Linked DNA regions of Mus musculus: region 2 is linked to region 1. A link is a loop called in an ENCODE intact Hi-C map of the cell type or tissue named here. Cell type or tissue: left cerebral cortex. All regions are shown on one strand.

Region 1 (8,000 bases):
CTCCCTCTGAGGAAGAGAGTTTACCTTCTCCCTTCAGGGGCACCTGGGCCTGTGTTTAGAAGTATGCCAGGTTTCTCCAGCTCCTCCTCGGTGGTCTCATTAGTTGCCAGGGTTGTTCCTCTCAGCCACTTCCCCTGCATGCGTCTGCCTGTCTGGGCAGCTGTACACTCCATCTTCTCTGCGGTACTTTTCCTCCTTGGACTGTACTGTTTCAGATCTTTTAATTGATGAGATTCTCGAGCATATGGCTTGTGATGCTCAATTGAGGACAAAGAGGCCACTGAACTGACTTGATCATGGACACACAGTGAGTGACCATTTCACCTGATGTGTCTCCTCCTTAGGAGACCTCATCATTAAAGACAGGTTCATCAGAAGATGGGTGCATAAAGAAGGCTTCAGTGGCTTCAAGAGGTATGTGACTGCTGCCGAGGACAAGGAACTGGAAGCGAAGATTGCGGTAGTTGAAAAATACAATATCAGGATTCCAGAACTGGTAGAAAGGATAGAGAGATGCCACATAGACGATTTGGACTTTGCAGGTAAGGAAAGTGGCTGTTACCTTCCCTCCAAGAGGAGGAGTAGATGGTTTCTTGAAGTATCTTTGCATCTGTACCTGCCAGAAGCTGTGCTCTAAGAGTATAAGTAAATAAGGAAGCGGAGCAGTTCTTTTCCCACTGACTCTTTTTATTTCTATTCCACTTTCAAGCCACTGGAATAGAATTTTCTAGACCTGGCTCTGCCATGTGTAACTTTGGACAAGCTGGAAAGCCGTTTTCTATGTATAGAGTGAGCATGGGGTGTGGTAGAGTTACTTTGGGCAGACTTGAATGGCATACTTTGAGGTATTCCTGTGACTAAATTTTTACTTTCTCAGTCCTTTTTCCTGTGCTCTTTTCCTGTGCTGGGCACACCTTCACAGATGCTAAGTCTCCTCTTGGATTTTCCCCTGTGGGGCCCCCATCTAACTTGCCGTGTTTGTTTTTTAGAGTACATTTTGGGCACCGTGCACAAAGCCAAAGGGTTAGAGTTTGACACTGTGCACGTTTTGGATGATTTCGTGAAAGTGCCTTGTGCCAGGCATAATCTTGCCCAGCTTCCTCACTTCAGAGTTGGTAAGGACACTGGAAGGGGACACAGCTCCTGGGATGTTCCTGCTTTGTAGCTGGGAGGTGACCGCTTTGGTTTCGATGGGATAGAATGGCCTCCTGTTCTAGAACAAATGTAATGCCTAGTCCTAAATTTCTGATTTTTAATACTGTGGTTTTAGAGAATTCAGGCTTCCACCGGGCCTTTCTTTCAGGAGGCTGATAGGTATTAAGTCACTTTGATGTCCCTGTGGACACAACGGCCCATCAGCATCATATACGAGGTGTCCTAGCCTCGTACAAACTCAAAACAATAGTTTACTTACCAATGCAAAAACCTCTGTGTGTTTGTTACTGTTTGCAATGCTAGTGGTTGAAAGAAGAGTCTTGCATGTTCAGGTACAATATCCCAGCCTGCAGAGTACCTGCTTCTCAGTTTCTGGCTTCAGTGGATTCTTGAGGCTTATTGTTAAAGTCTGTACAGTGGTGCTTTTGTTTTGATTTTTAAATCTCAGAATAAAAGCATTTGAGTTTACAAACCAAAAAGCTCTCTTAGTATTTACATACTTTTTTAGACACCTGCTGTGTTGTGATATGGCTTACACATTGCATAGTCCATCCATTCAGAGTGTACACACAGCTCAGTGGCTTCTAGTCAGTTCATAGATTGACTCATCTAGTTTGCTAGGTATTGAGACTTGGAGGTGATAGGTGTGAGGTGGGCATATAAGTGTATTATCATCCTATGATGTGAGTCAGTTCCAGATCAGAGTGAACTCATCCAGACAGACACTGTGGGAAAGTGGGAGGAGCACAGACCTCAGTTCAGCTCCAGCCGGTGGTCAGTAGTGGGGTCATGGTGAGTGACAAAACCTCTGTCAACCTCAGACTTGCCATCTGCCTCACAGACAAGAAGAAAAGGGCACAACAAACATTAGTATCCATTGGCTCCACTGCACGCGTTAGTATCCAGTGGGTTCATTGCAGATTTTGAGTAGTTAACTAAGATTTACTGTGGCAAGACTAAAAAGAAACAAATAGTTTGTATAAGTAGTTATTGCGGGTTTGACTTGTTGTTTTCCGTTTGGCATGTGTAGTAAACCTTTGTATACACAGCTAGCAAACAGTGAGAGGTTTATAAGGAAGCTAGTGGGGAGTTAGAAGCATTTGGATGACAGATGAGTTTACGGGCAGGCTTTTGATTGTTTGCCCTCCTTTGTTTAGAGTCGTTTTCTGAGGATGAATGGAATTTACTGTATGTTGCTGTTACTCGTGCCAAGAAGCGGCTCATAATGACCAAATCCCTGGAGAACATCCTGACTCTGGCTGGGGTAAGAGGACTGGGAAACAGGAGTTACTTTCCTTGTGTTTGAGCCACACGTGATTTGAGGGATCAACATTAGGCCTAAAGAGTCCCTAAGACAGTCTGTCGTGGCAGTGCACGCCTTTAATCTCAGGACAGAGACAGACTGATCTCTATGAATTTGAGGCCAGCCTGATCCACAAATAGAGTTCCAGGACAGCAGGGCTTGTTACACAGAGAAACCCTGTCTCACAGCAACAACGAAGGATGCTGGGTGGAAAGGAACGGCTCCTCGGATGTACAGAGGCAAGGTTCCTGAAGCAGGTAGGCTCTAACAAGTGGTATGAGAATGGGGTCTGTGCCAGACTGTATAGGCTTGCTTAAAATGTCAGCGGTTTTCATATCATTCTTAACTCTGCATGTGCTCAGCTAATTCACGTATCCTGTGGGAAAACTGGCAAGTTTGTTTTCTAAAGCTACACTTCTCCCTTCTGCTTCTTCTGAAATGGCAGCTGCTTCTTGCAGTAGGCTTTCCAAGAAGAATTCACCCTTCTGGGGAACATTAGTCTTTAGGCATTGAGGCCAAGTCCCGTATGGAGACTGAGGAAAGTGAGCTGGTTCATACCCAGTCTTTTATGTAATCCTCAAGCTTTACCCGCCATTAACAACTTCCTTTCCTTGCCTGCCTTATCTCTGTCTCTGTCCTGCTTTTCACAGGCACAGGATAAATGAGTTCAGTCAACCACCCTTGAGTTTGTATTAACAGTTCCTAGGATGCATCCTTCCTGAACCAAAGAGATTTAAGTTGGGAGTTTAAACTGTAAGTGTGAAAGCTGACAGAGGTGCTTTCGCCTTCAGTGTTACATTAGTGTTTAGACCTTTAATAAACCATTCTGGCATATGACAGCTTCCCAGTAGAAGTCTCACGGAACAGAATAATCATTTCACACTGTGAGTTAGGTAGGATTTTACCTTTGGAAGTGTTGAGACGGTAGAGTTGAGAAAAGATTTCATGAAGACTGGAGAGGAAGCTCAGTGGGTAACAGAGCTTGGCCCTGGGAGGAGTGAATAACTTAGAAGGGAACCAAAACTGTCAGCTGATACCACTAATAATGTTGTCTAACATTCTTTTATGTGTGTAGAATCGTTATGAAGCGAAAAGACACAATGAATTTGTGTAGCTGCTCTGGGAGGACTTGACAAAAATCTGTTACTTAAGGAGTTTAGGCTGTCAGTTGTTAGGACTCAGTTGGAACCGGAAGGTTTGTGTCAGCGTTGTTGTCGCCTTCATGGAATGCTTGACATACACTAAAGAACCAAAGGTGATTGTGTTTCAGCTCACAGTTAAGAGGGTTCATCATGGTGGAAAAGGTGTATTGCCGCAGTGCAGCTCATACCTTGTTAGTGAGGTAGCAGAGAAAGAGCTATACAGGGAAGGTCAGGGCCAGGGTAAGCCCCAGATGTGGCCTGCTTGCTCCAGCTGGTTCCCACCTCGTACTTCTCACCACCCCCAGGAATGTCATAGTATGGATCCGTCTATTTTGATTAGACAGGGTCAGATTGTCTTTAGAATTGCCCTCACAGACACATGCAACAGCATGCTTCACTAAGTTGTAGTGAATAGATTCTCTATCAGTCAGCCTGAGACTGAAGACTATCACAGTGATTCTGTTTCTTCTATTCCTCTGTAACACATAGAAAAGTCCTGCAAGAGAGAACCAAATGAATCAAATAGTGGTCACAGATAGTGAAAAGTTCAGTAAGTAGCTTGTTGTTACCTAGCAAATGTGGAGTCCCACTTTAGTGGTCAGAAAACATGTGCAGTCTGCTAATATGTCTATACTGTATAGAACTCCTCTGGAGCCACCCAACCTGAGGTGAAGGGCCCTGGCCTGGTGGCACCTACACTTGAGATGGCTAATGTTGTGTTGGGTGTTTGCTTGCTGTGTGCCAGGCTCTACCCCTCCCTGTGCTGTGGTGTTTCCTCTTTATGGAGACAATGTACAGATAGAAAACTGCAGGAACCTTCTCTGCTGTACGCAGTAGAGACAAGAATACGCAGTGGACACAGGAATACGCAGTGGAGACAGGAATACGCAGTGGAGACAAGAATACGCAGTGGACACAGGAATACGCAGTGGAGACAGGAATACGCAGTGGACACAGGAATACGCAGTGGACACAGGAATATGCAGTGGAGACAGGAATATGCAGTGGAGACAGGAATACGCAGTGGACACAGGAATACGCAGTGGACACAGGAATACGCAGTGGAGACTGGAATATGCAGTGGAGACAGGAACACGCAGTGGAGACAGGAATACGCAGTAGAGACAAGAATACGCAGTGGACACAGGAATACGCAGTGGACACAGGAATACGCAGTGGAGACAGGAATACGCAGTGGACACAGGAATACGCAGTGGACACAGGAATATGCAGTGGAGACAGGAATACGCAGTGGACACAGGAATACGCAGTGGACACAGGAATACGCAGTGGACACAGGAATACGCAGTGGAGACAGGAATATGCAGTGGAGACAGGAATACGCAGTGGACACAGGAATACGCAGTGGACACAGGAATACGCAGTGGAGACTGGAATATGCAGTGGAGACAGGAACACGCAGTGGAGACAGGAATATGCAGTGGAGACAGGAATACGCAGTGGAGACAGGAATACGCAGTGGACACAGGAATACGCAGTGGAGACAGGAATACGCAGTGGAGACAGGAACACGCAGTGGAGACAGGAACACGCAGTGGAGACAGGAATACGCTGTGGAGACAGGAATACACTGGGTCGGTTTGGACGTTGGTGCTGGGGATTGAAGCAAGCCTTGAACGCGACCAGACAGTGCTGTAACTGAACTGCTTCTTCCCTGGGGCAGTGTTTCTTTCAGTTCCGAGGTTCTGCTCACCTGGTTTCTAATTTATGCAGATAAATCTCTGGGTCAAGCATAAGTGTGCCTACAACTTTAGCCCTTGGAAGGGAAAGGCAGGGGATTGGGAGTTTAACCCCAACCTGCACTGCGCAGTGAGACTCTATCTCAAAATAATAATATTGCAGTTGGTAATCGGGTCTGTGAATCCAAAATAGTCCTGAAATATCATGTTTTATCAGTCTCTTTTATAAAAACCTAACAATATTACCAAAAAGCCATTGGACTGTCTGGAGTACTGGAGTTGGGAGCATTAGAAAATGAGGAAACAGACAGTGGCTCTCTGCTGCTGCCTGTCTGAAGGTGTAGAAGGTCCTCCATTGGTAGAGGTTTCAAGCAGAAGGCAGCAGTATTGCCATTCATCTCTCTGTCTTTCTCCTTCACAGGAGTATTTCTTGCAAGCAGAGTTGACAAGTAACGTTTTGAAAACAGGAGTGGTCCACTGCTGTGTGGGGCAGTGCAACAACACCATCCCTGTGGACACCATCCTTACCATGAAGAAACTGCCTATCACTTATGTACGTTCACTGTGGGAGTTAAGTCACTCAAGCACCTTTTCTTGCTTGTGCGTTATGTGTCTGTCTAGGTTCTGGATGAGGGAGGTAATGGAGTCGTTTCTATAATGCTTCCTTCCCCAAGAGTTTTCTATGGAAGCATGGCAGATGTGAGTTCTGCCTTTTTGTCAGAGATGGAACCAATGATCTAAAGTGAGTTGGGTTGGATGACTGCTATTTCCTGGGTGTGCTAAAGACTTCCAGCCTGGGAGGTTGAGCTGTGCTGAGAGACCTCAGAGGGGAGCTGTTTGCCTGGAGGACCTGGTTCAATCTTTCTTTGTTCTTTATCTCTTTCTTATTCTCTGGTGCTAGAAACTGAGCATGCTAGTTGTGTACTCCAGCGCTCAGCAGTCCCTAGTTCTTTATCTCCTGATGGGATGATTGTGTTAGTCCTCTAAAGGACTGGGATGGAGTTGAGTCTAGATCAGTGATCAGTGGGTGTGCACAGCCACAATGAATTAGCATGTTAGCAGATGTGACAGTAATTCGGCGCTTTTTGGTGAAAAATTTTTATCCTTAGATTGTCCCTTACTCTTTTTCTTATCCATCCTTGTAGAGCAACAGGAAGGAAAACAAGGGTGGCTACCTCTGCCACTCATGTGCAGAGCAGCGCATCGGGCCTTTGGCATTCCTGACTGCCTCCCCAGAGCAGGTGCGTGCCATGGAACGCACTGTGGAAGACATAGTGCTGCCCAGGCAGGAGGCCCTGCTCTTCCTTGTCTTCTGAGGCTGTGACTCCACGTGCTAAAGGAGCCATTCTGGGCTGCATTTCTGCTCACAGGAGACTCTGAGTTCAATCACAGCATCTCTGAGGAGGAAGATAGCAACCAGAGTTGGACCTGCCATTTCCCCGTTCCTTACAGAGAGCCAGTTCCCACTTGCCTGTCCTCCAAATGCCTCAGGCCAGGGAACTGGAAGAAGTTCTTTTGATAAAAAAATCATTTTATGTATTTAAACTTTTATTACAAGGTTTCAATTAAACAGGTATTGAGCAGTGGCGTGCCACTGTGAAGTCTAGCTTCAGTACTGTCATTTTTAAGCTTTCTCCTGTCACTGTTCACATCGTCTTCATGCTGAGGAGTGACACAGGAGCAAGCCATAGTGGGTCTTTGTTATTTAGAGTTTACGGAATAGACAGGAAAGTGGCATGTGTTCAGAAGACAGGTATAGAGTGACAGTAGCTGGCTCTCTGAATTTTTTTTGGTACAGCTGGAGATTAAAAACACTTGCAGGAAAGGTATGGTCAGCAGTCAGTGAGAAGAGGACAGGGAGTCACTAAGGGGGAGATGGAAAATTGGTTCCCTCATTACTGTACACAGTGGTATGGGGTGATACCTGTGAGAAAGGTAAGTTCATACAGAAACGACCAGCAAAAAGACCAGAGCACATTGGTGTACATTGCTGTACTGTTTGAGATGTTTGCCAGCTAGCAATTCCTGATGCTGGTGGCTGGTGGCCACCCAGAGAGCTGACCATGCTAGCCTCAACTCAGGCCTTCCAGCATCAGCTCTTAGGGCTCCCTCCAGTTATAGTTTGGATGATATGTTAGGGAAGTCAGAGAAGGTTAGAATGTCAGCAGGATATGACGGCTGATGGGCTAACCCATGGTAACATAGTGGGCTAGTTATCACAGCACAGATAGTTTTCAGGTGACCACCATAGGCATCCCCTAGTTTTTAAGCCACTCCAGATCTCTAGAGTCAGAACTTTGAGCTCATGTCCTAGCAGGCAGTGTTTAGCAAGTCCTACAAATGACCCTGAGATACTGAATTTTGAGAACTTCTTTTGCTATTAAGAAGGTAGAGCCAGTTGTTAGTGCTTAGATGGACATGGGAACTGTGATAGGGTCTCAACATGCCCCCTGCTTTTCCAGATAGCTGACGGCAGCTTTCACTGATAAAGGGAAAATGGGAGACACGTAAAAGCAGTGCTGAGTAGGATTGTGGGGCTCACAGAGGAATCCAAGAAGCATCACCCAGGAAGCATTTGTATGAAGAGCTCTACATTGTTAAGGAACCCCGAGCTAGAAATGGAGGTTTGGGGGTTGCAGCGTAGGTGGTAGGTGAGGTAAATAAATTGAAGGGCCTCGGTGAACTCAACCTCCAGGCATG
Region 2 (8,000 bases), 150 kb after region 1:
GTGGGAAGTTAGGGTTTATATTGTGATTTTTTTTTTTTTTTATGATTCCTGGATGATATGTTGTTTGCTTAAAGCACCGTTAAAGTCCAGAGAGCTCAGACTTCCTGATAAGAGTGAAAGTTTGTACCCTTTAAATACTGAGAATTTAAACTTTCATGACAACCTCTAGTCCACACGGATGGCCATGGCATCTTAGCAACCTGAGAATTTGGTGTTGCTCACCAGCTTGCTGAGATATTCTTTTTTTTTTTTTTTTTTTAAGTTTTTTGTTGTTTTGTTTTTCTAGACAGTTTCTCTGTGTAGTCCTGGCTGCCCTGGAACTCACTCTGTAGACCAGGCTGGCCTCCAACTCAGATATCTGCCTGCCTCCGCCTCCCCGGTGCTGGGATTAATGGCGTGCACCACCACACCCGGCTGGGATATTCTTGTCTATAAGCTTTAACCTTAATCTGAACAGGTTTTGGATATGCGAGAACATAGAGGTATAAGTTAAGGAGACATGTAGAATAAGCAGCATTTGTAATAACAGTGTCCCAGAGAAAATGGAGATGGTATCAGAGAAGGGGGACTGCTGAAGATGGAGAAATCAGAAGTACATTTAGGAAACTGGCAGGGGTGGTGAAATGGCTCGGTGAGTGAAGGCTGATGACCTGAGTTTGATCCCTAGAACCCCATGGTGGAAGGAGAGAGACCCAGGCCTCACACAGATGTATGCTTACCCAATCATGCATGCATACATACATATTAAATAATTTTTATTTGGTTGGGGTAATCATTCTAAACGAAGTAGGGTAGAACTCACCCTCTGGAGACAGAGAGGTGGATCTTAAGGCTAGCCATAAAGTGGTCACATGCACTGTAGACTTTATAGAAAAGTAGAGGAAATCTGTGCTTTTAAAAAAGGGGAAAAGGGGGATGAAGAGGCAGCTCAGTTGGTAGAGTGTTTGCCTAGTTTTCAGGAAGTCCTCTGTTAAATCCCCTGTGCGTAAACTGGGTCTGGTGATGAACAACACTCAGCAGTATGAGGGAAGAGGTCAGGCATCCAAGTTCAGCATCAGCTATGTAGGGCACTGGAGGCTAGCCTGGGTTCTATAAGACCCTCAGAAAATAGTCAAAACACTGATTGTATTAGACTTCTACTGTTTAAGGCTCATTTTATCATAGCCAAAAATTTGTTACAGAGACCAGAAAAGGTGACTTTGTTGCAAGTAGCATGAATTTTAATTTGAAAGTTTGGTGTGTTTTTCTTGTTTCTGATGTCAGAGCCAAAGGACCAAGCAAAGTACAGTGCTTGCTCCGGTCATCGACCTAAAGCGAGGCGGCTCCTCAGATGACCGGCAGATTGCAGACACACCACCTCACGTGGCAGCTGGGCTGAAGGTAAGCCTGCCTGCACCCACTGTTTTTCTCTATTCTGCAAGGATGTTGCTCTTTTTATAAGACTTACCTCATTTTTATTTGTGCATGTGTGTGTGTATGTGTGTGTACACATGGAGGCTGGCGATAGGCATTTGTGAACCCTGTGTGGGTGCTGAGAGTCAGCCTCCCAACTGTCCTCGGATGGAGCAGTGAGCACTGTTAACCTCTGAGCAGCCCCAGCCCCACACAAGGTCTCTTCAGTAGTATTTATTGTTTTCAACCCAAGGCTTACTTAATCACCATCAAAACCTTTGTTACCTAATATAGTTGATTATGGAAATGTCAGGAGGGAAAGGTGGGTAAAAAAGGAAAGCTTGTCCTTTCAATCGTACATACCCCCGGGCATTATAAAATTATACAATGTTAGAATATCTTTCTGTAACTTCTCTGCCTTCTGCTCTCTAATTTGTTTTTACTGACTGTCTATCCATCATGGTGAAAACTATAAAACTACGTGGTCGTGTAAACATTTTTCTGTTTGTGAGTGCTTGGCCTGCATGCTTCCGTGCACCACACGTGTGCCTGTTGCCTGTGCGGTGCATCCCTAGGATAGAGGTGGGACAGTGAAACCTGAGTCCTAGAAAAGCACTCAGTGCACTTAATTATTGATGTGTGTCTCCAGCTCCTGTATGGTCATCTTAATGGTTTCAGTGGATTGCCTCCAGTGGATTACCTGTAACTTAATCCTTCTAACGTACACTACAAGGTTATTTCTAATTGTATGTTAACAGTATTGGAACTATTTTAGAGGAAAGCATTAAAAGTAAAAAGTGGGCATAGTGCTGCATGTCATTGATAGGACCGGCTCCAGGGACGCAGAAGGCTGGGAGGTGTTCAAGTCATCCTTGGCTGTGTGTCTAGTGTGTGGCTCTGTGAGACACTGTCTGGAGGGAGCAAGGAAAGTCTGGGAAATGATAATCCACTTTCACATGTATGTTTGTACAGATGCCATTCAGATGACGAGTGTGACTGTTTAAGCCTCATTTAAGAGATGCTATGTTTGTCAGTGCTTTTCTGTAAATAAGCTTTGGCTTAACTGCCAGGTTGTGCTGCCATCTGCTGAGGGGAGGCCTCCTGGGCACTTGTTGACTCACCAGGAAACAGAGGATCCTTAGATAATCTGGAAGGCCTCTCTTGCCTCATCCTGTGACCTTGGCTTCTGTGAGAAACCTGCAGGATGTGACATGGCACTCACTTAGGGCTTTTTACTTCCTCAGGACCCTGTGCCCAGTGGGTTTTCTGCAGGGGAAGTTCTGATCCCCTTAGCTGATGAATATGACCCTATGTTCCCCAATGACTATGAGAAAGTGGTGAAGCGCCAGAGAGAAGAGCGGCAGAGGCAGCGGGAGCTGGAAAGACAGAAGGAAATAGAGGAAAGAGAAAAGTAAGTTTCCTTTTGATTTGGGAGCAAATGTCTTCTGTCAATGTGTGTTACAGTGAGTGAATTTTATTGTTGTCTCTAGGCCTGAGGTTATGGTTTCAGTCAACAAGGGTTTACCCACATTGATGGCACACTTGAGAAAATTTATTTATAGACTCAGAAAACCTAAAGTATAGACTTTGCATGAATTAGAAAAATAACTTTGAAAACCCACTGGTATCCAGGTGTGGTGGTGCATGCCTGTAATCCCACCCATGTAGTGTTCAAGGCCAGCCCTGTTTCAGAATCAAAACAGCAGACTCCATTGTTGCCATTTTTCCCTGGTTTGTGACTGCTAGAACCACATTTAGAGTATTTCAATGCTATTCCTTTACTGTATTTTGGTTTTGGTTTTTTTGACACAAGGCTTCTCTGTGTAGCTCTGGCTGTCCTGGAAATCACTCTGTAGACCTGCCTCGCCTCAAACTCAAGAACTCTACCTTCCTCTGTCTCCCGGGTGCTGGGGTTAAAGGCTTGGGCCACTATACCTGGCTTCCTTTCCTACTTTTGAGCCAGGTGAAATTACATGTATTTTTTTTTAATTTACTTATAATGTACTTATATAATACTTATAATTTAAAATTATAGGTAATGGGATTATTTCTTAATTTTATTATTTAATTTAATTTATTCTCTCATATATTAAATCCTGACTGTAGTTTTTTTCTCCCTCTCCCCTCCCAGCTCCTGAAATCATATGCCATATTATCCAAAGTTAGATGTCAAAATTTTTTCCCTATGAATTATGCCCATGTATCCATTAAAGTTGTTCATTTTTTTTCTTTTAAATTTTTCTATTGAATCCATTCCCAGAATACATATAAGAATTAACTATTTAAGCCAGGAGTGGTGGCGCACGCCTTTAATCCCAGCACTCGGGAGGCAAAGGCAGGCAGATTTCTGAGTTCGAGGCCAGCCTAGTCTACAAAGTGAGTTCCAGAGCAGCCAGGGCTACACAGAGAAACCCTGTCTCGAAACCCTCCCCCCTCAAAAAAAAAAAAAGAATTAATTATATTCAGTGAACATTTTTCTTTCTTTCTCTTTGGGTTTTTTGTTTGTTTCTTCGTCTTGTTTTGCCAAGAGGAAGTCATAATGACAGTTAAGCTTTATTTGGGCTCTGTCCTAATGTATCAGGGATGGCCATTTGTTACTTTGTCATTACAGGAGGCGTAAAGACAGACACGAAGCCAGTGGGTTTTCAAGACGACCAGACCCTGATTCTGATGAGGATGAAGATTATGAGCGAGAGCGGAGGAAAAGAAGTAAGGCGTGAGCGTGGACAAGCTCGCCCTAGACTCAGCACTGTCCCGGCTTTGCTTTCCCTTTCCCGTGAACATGGTGTATTTCACATTGGTTTGAGTAATTGGGGGGCTGGGCCAGTGCCCTAGATTCTCACCAGTCCACATTCCGTAGCAGCTTTGCTTTATGCTGTTTAATATCTTCTCTACTGTGAACTTTACTAACATGGCGAAACACCTGCTTTGAAACAGCATTAGGTCTACTTCTGCGCTTCTCCTTAATTGAGGCCTGGTCATCTTTTGCCTCTTCTCCAACCCAGAGCATTTCTGGCCAGCCCTGGATGTAGGAGGAGACCCCACATCCGGGGCACATTTGCTGATGACTCCGCTGCATCCGAGCATCCACGGAGCCTCTTTCATGTTCACCTGCTGCCTAAGCAGGGCGATCAGAGTCCGCGGCACTGGGGCTGTGAACCATCCCGTCTTACTATGCTAAATCTATAGCTTGGGTTCTCCTCAGTGGGCACAGTGGTGTGTGCCTGTAGTCCTGGCACTTTAATAGAAACAGGAGCACAAGCTCAAGGCCGGTCTGCATGAACAAAACAGAAAATAACGTTTTAAATGTCTGTTACAAATATGTCTTAAGAAGTGAAATGTCAGCCTCCTTTCTTTAGGGTTATATTTCTAGTTAATGTGCACCACCTGCTCTGTTCATCACCACCCGCTCTGTTCATCATCACCCGCTCTGTTCATCATAGTGCATCTCTACTGGCCTTCATTTCTTTTGTGAAACCTTTTAGGCTGATTGATACAGCATGGTTTTATAACCAATTTCAATTGGTCTTACTATTCCACTGATTAAAGTCACAATACATCTGGGTGAGACGCTTGACACAGGGTCTCCTTCTGGTGCTGGAAGTGACAGCTCTCGGTGACCTCCCAGATTGCTAATGCTAGAGGTATGGCCAGGACACTGTGTATTTTGGGATTCATGTAATGAAGAGTTCCTTACAGTCTGTTCATGATATCCTAGTTGTCATGTCTTTCAGTTTGTGTTCATGTTATCTGACCAGCAGACATGGGCAGGAATGGTGGCACTGCCTAACGTGTTCCTAAGAGCTAGGACTCATACTCCCCAGAGGCGTCCCTGATCCAGCTGTGCTTGCTGGGGCATTGTCCCTGATCCAGCTGTGCTTGCTGGGGCATTGTCCCTGTTCCAGCTGTGCTTGCTGGGGCATTGTCCCTGATCCAGCTGTGCTTGCTGGGGCATTGTCCCTGTTCCAGCTGTGCTTGCTGGGGCATTGTCCCTGATCCAGCTGTGCTTGCTGGGGCATTGTCCCTGATCCAGCTGTGCTTGCTGGGGCATTGTCCCTGATCCAGCTGTGCTTGCTGGGGCATTGTCCCTGATCCAGCTGTGCTTGCTGGGGCATTGTCCCTGATCCAGCTGTGCTTGCTGGGGCATTGTCCCTGATCCAGCTGTGCTTGCTGGGGCATTGTCCCTGTTCCAGCTGTGCTTGCTGGGGCATTGTCCCTGTTCCAGCTGTGCTTGCTGGGGCATTGTCCCTGTTCCAGCTGTGCTTGCTGGGGCATTGTCCCTGATCCAGCTGTGCTTGCTGGGGCATTGTCCCTGATCCAGCTGTGCTTGCTGGGGCATTGTCCCTGATCCAGCTGTGCTTGCTGGGGCATTGTCCCTGATCCAGCTGTGCTTGCTGGGGCATTGGCTTTGGTATCACAGGGAACTGGATTTATTCCACTTCTTCAGATTCATCTCTGTTTGCTCAATTGGAAACAGGAAGCTGTAATTACTTACTACACAAGTGCCAAATTGGTATGCTAATTTGGCTTATTCCTTAAAATATACTGCTAATCACAATCCTTGTGTCTTCACAGGTATGGGAGGAGCTGCCATCGCCCCACCGACGTCTCTTGTAGAGAAAGACAAAGAGTGTATGTGCCTCGCTTTCTTTTATTACCTATTCTCACACAGGTATTTGTGGACAGTGAAGATCCTAAGCTTGACTCTCTTGTGTCCTGAGTTTAGAGCAGAATAGCCTGGTTTTCATCCCTGAAGTCACAGTGGCCTTGCTTCCTGCTATACCTGGGATGCTTTGACAGGGTTTCTCTGTATAGCTCTGGCTGTCCTGGAGCTCACTTTGTAGACCAGGCTGGCCTCGAACTCAGAAATCTGCCTGCCTCTGCCTCCTGAGTGCTGGGATTAAAGGAGTGCGCCACCACGCCCGGCTTCACTTGGGACTTTTTAATACCAGACTCAGAAATACAGAGTTGGTTTGGGTTTTTTTGTTGTTCTTGGGTTTTATTTTTGTTCTTGTTCTTTTGGTTTGTTTTTGTTTTTGTTTTTCCTTTGCAGGGTAAGGTTCAAGACAGGGTTTCTCTGTATAGCCTTGTCTGTCCTGGAACTTAGTTTGTACACCAGACTGGTGTTGAACTTAGAGATCTCCCTGCCTCTGCCTCCTGGTTGCTGAGATTAAGTGCCCAGCCTGAAGTGGAGATTTTTATACAAGAAGATAACTTCATTTTTATTGTTATTTCCATCAAGGTTTCATGTTTGCAATAGGTTCATTTGAAGTAAATTAGAGCAATAATAAATAGTAGCTAACGCCCCTTGACTAGCATGAAGGACAGCAGCAGGAAGTGTTCAAATTCAGGGGTAGCCTGTGCTCTATAGTGATGTTCCAGGCTAGCTTATGCTCGATGAATATATGCAGGCAATACACTCATGCACATAAAACAAAAATAAAGTAATTGAAACAAAACTAAAAGCCATCAATAATCTTTTGAAAATATTTATTATTTATTTTAATTTTGTGTGCATGAGTGGTTTTGCCCATAGCAGATTTTGTAACTGAGATTGAGAGTGTGACTGAGCAGCATTCGTCTACTTATAAACATGACCACCCACTGTCAGGTCTCCTGGAGCTCCTCTAAAACTCAGAAGTTACGGTTGGGCTTTGCCCCATGTTTTGTACGGAGCTGTGCCTAAACTTATAAAAATAAATGGCTGGGCCTGCAGAGATAGCTCAGCAGTTAAGAGCACTCGCTACTCTTCCAGAAGACCCCGGTTCAATTCCTAGCACTCACAGAGTGGATGACAGCCATCTGTTGACTCCAGTTCTAGGGAATCTGTCACCTTCCTCTGTCCTTCATGGGCACCACACACGCATGCACACGGTACATAGGTATACATGCAGCAGAAACACTCATATACCTAAAACAAAAATAAATAAAAGTAAAGCCTGTCTTAGGGTTTCTATTCCTGCACAAAACATCATGACCAAGAAACAAGTTGGGGAGGAAAGGGTTTATTTAGATTACACTTCCATACTGCTGCTCATCACCAAGGAAGTCAGGTCTGGAACTCACACAGGGCAGGATATAGGAGCTGATGCAGAGGCCATGGAGGGATGTTACGTACTGGCTTGCTTCCTCTGGCTTGCTCAGCCTGCTTACTTATAGAACCCAGGACTAGCAGCCCAGGGATGGCACCACCACAATGGGCCTCCCACCCTTGACCACTGATTGAGAAAATGCCTTACAGCTGGATCTCATGGAGGCATTTCCTCGAGGGAGGCTCCTTTCTCTGTGATAACACTAGCTTGTGTCAAGTTGACACACAAAACCAGCCAGTACAGAGTCATCAATAATCTTTTGAAGATATTTATTTTATTGTAATTTTATGTGTATGAGTGTTTTGCCTGCATTGTGCCTGGTACCTGTGGAGGTTAGAATAGAGCATTGTATCTCCTGGAGCAGGATTTATGTAGGTTATGAGCCACTGTGTGGTGCTGGGAACTGAACCTGGTCAGTATGATAGCCAGTGTATGATATGATATACACTGTATGATAGCCAGTGCTCTTAACCATTGAACCACTATTTCAGCCCCAATATTCTTTAATATGCATTA

What was found. A loop is a pair of places that touch in the nucleus more often than their neighbours do. Peaks named below come from ENCODE experiments on the same cell type or tissue, not always from the same donor. Only the 100,000 strongest peaks of a DNase experiment are listed, where the experiment ranks them.
Region 2: it touches region 1 in a loop (2.7-fold over the local background); 2 of 42 quality-filtered maps call a loop at or near these places.

Annotation. Positions count from the first base shown.
Region 1 is chr2:11,741,479-11,749,478 of GRCm38, reverse strand. It overlaps Fbh1 (F-box DNA helicase 1), which reads left to right. Exons shown (of 21, transcript NM_015792.2): 17 at 345-542; 18 at 990-1,115; 19 at 2,313-2,419; 20 at 5,722-5,853; 21 at 6,446-6,906. The coding sequence ends at 6,616. It overlaps Gm46731, which reads left to right and starts at 4,281. Exons shown (of 2, transcript XM_017319366.2): 1 at 4,281-4,462; 2 at 4,520-5,701. The coding sequence starts at 4,305. The coding sequence ends at 5,225. In left cerebral cortex, no CTCF peak of the experiment used is centred here; no DNase peak of the experiment used is centred here.
Region 2 is chr2:11,591,432-11,599,431 of GRCm38, reverse strand. It overlaps Rbm17 (RNA binding motif protein 17), which reads left to right. Exons shown (of 12, transcript NM_152824.1): 3 at 1,264-1,380; 4 at 2,637-2,803; 5 at 4,004-4,101; 6 at 5,968-6,024. Among named protein-coding and RNA genes, the nearest start is that of Rbm17, 7.8 kb to the left of the region's middle. In left cerebral cortex, no CTCF peak of the experiment used is centred here; no DNase peak of the experiment used is centred here.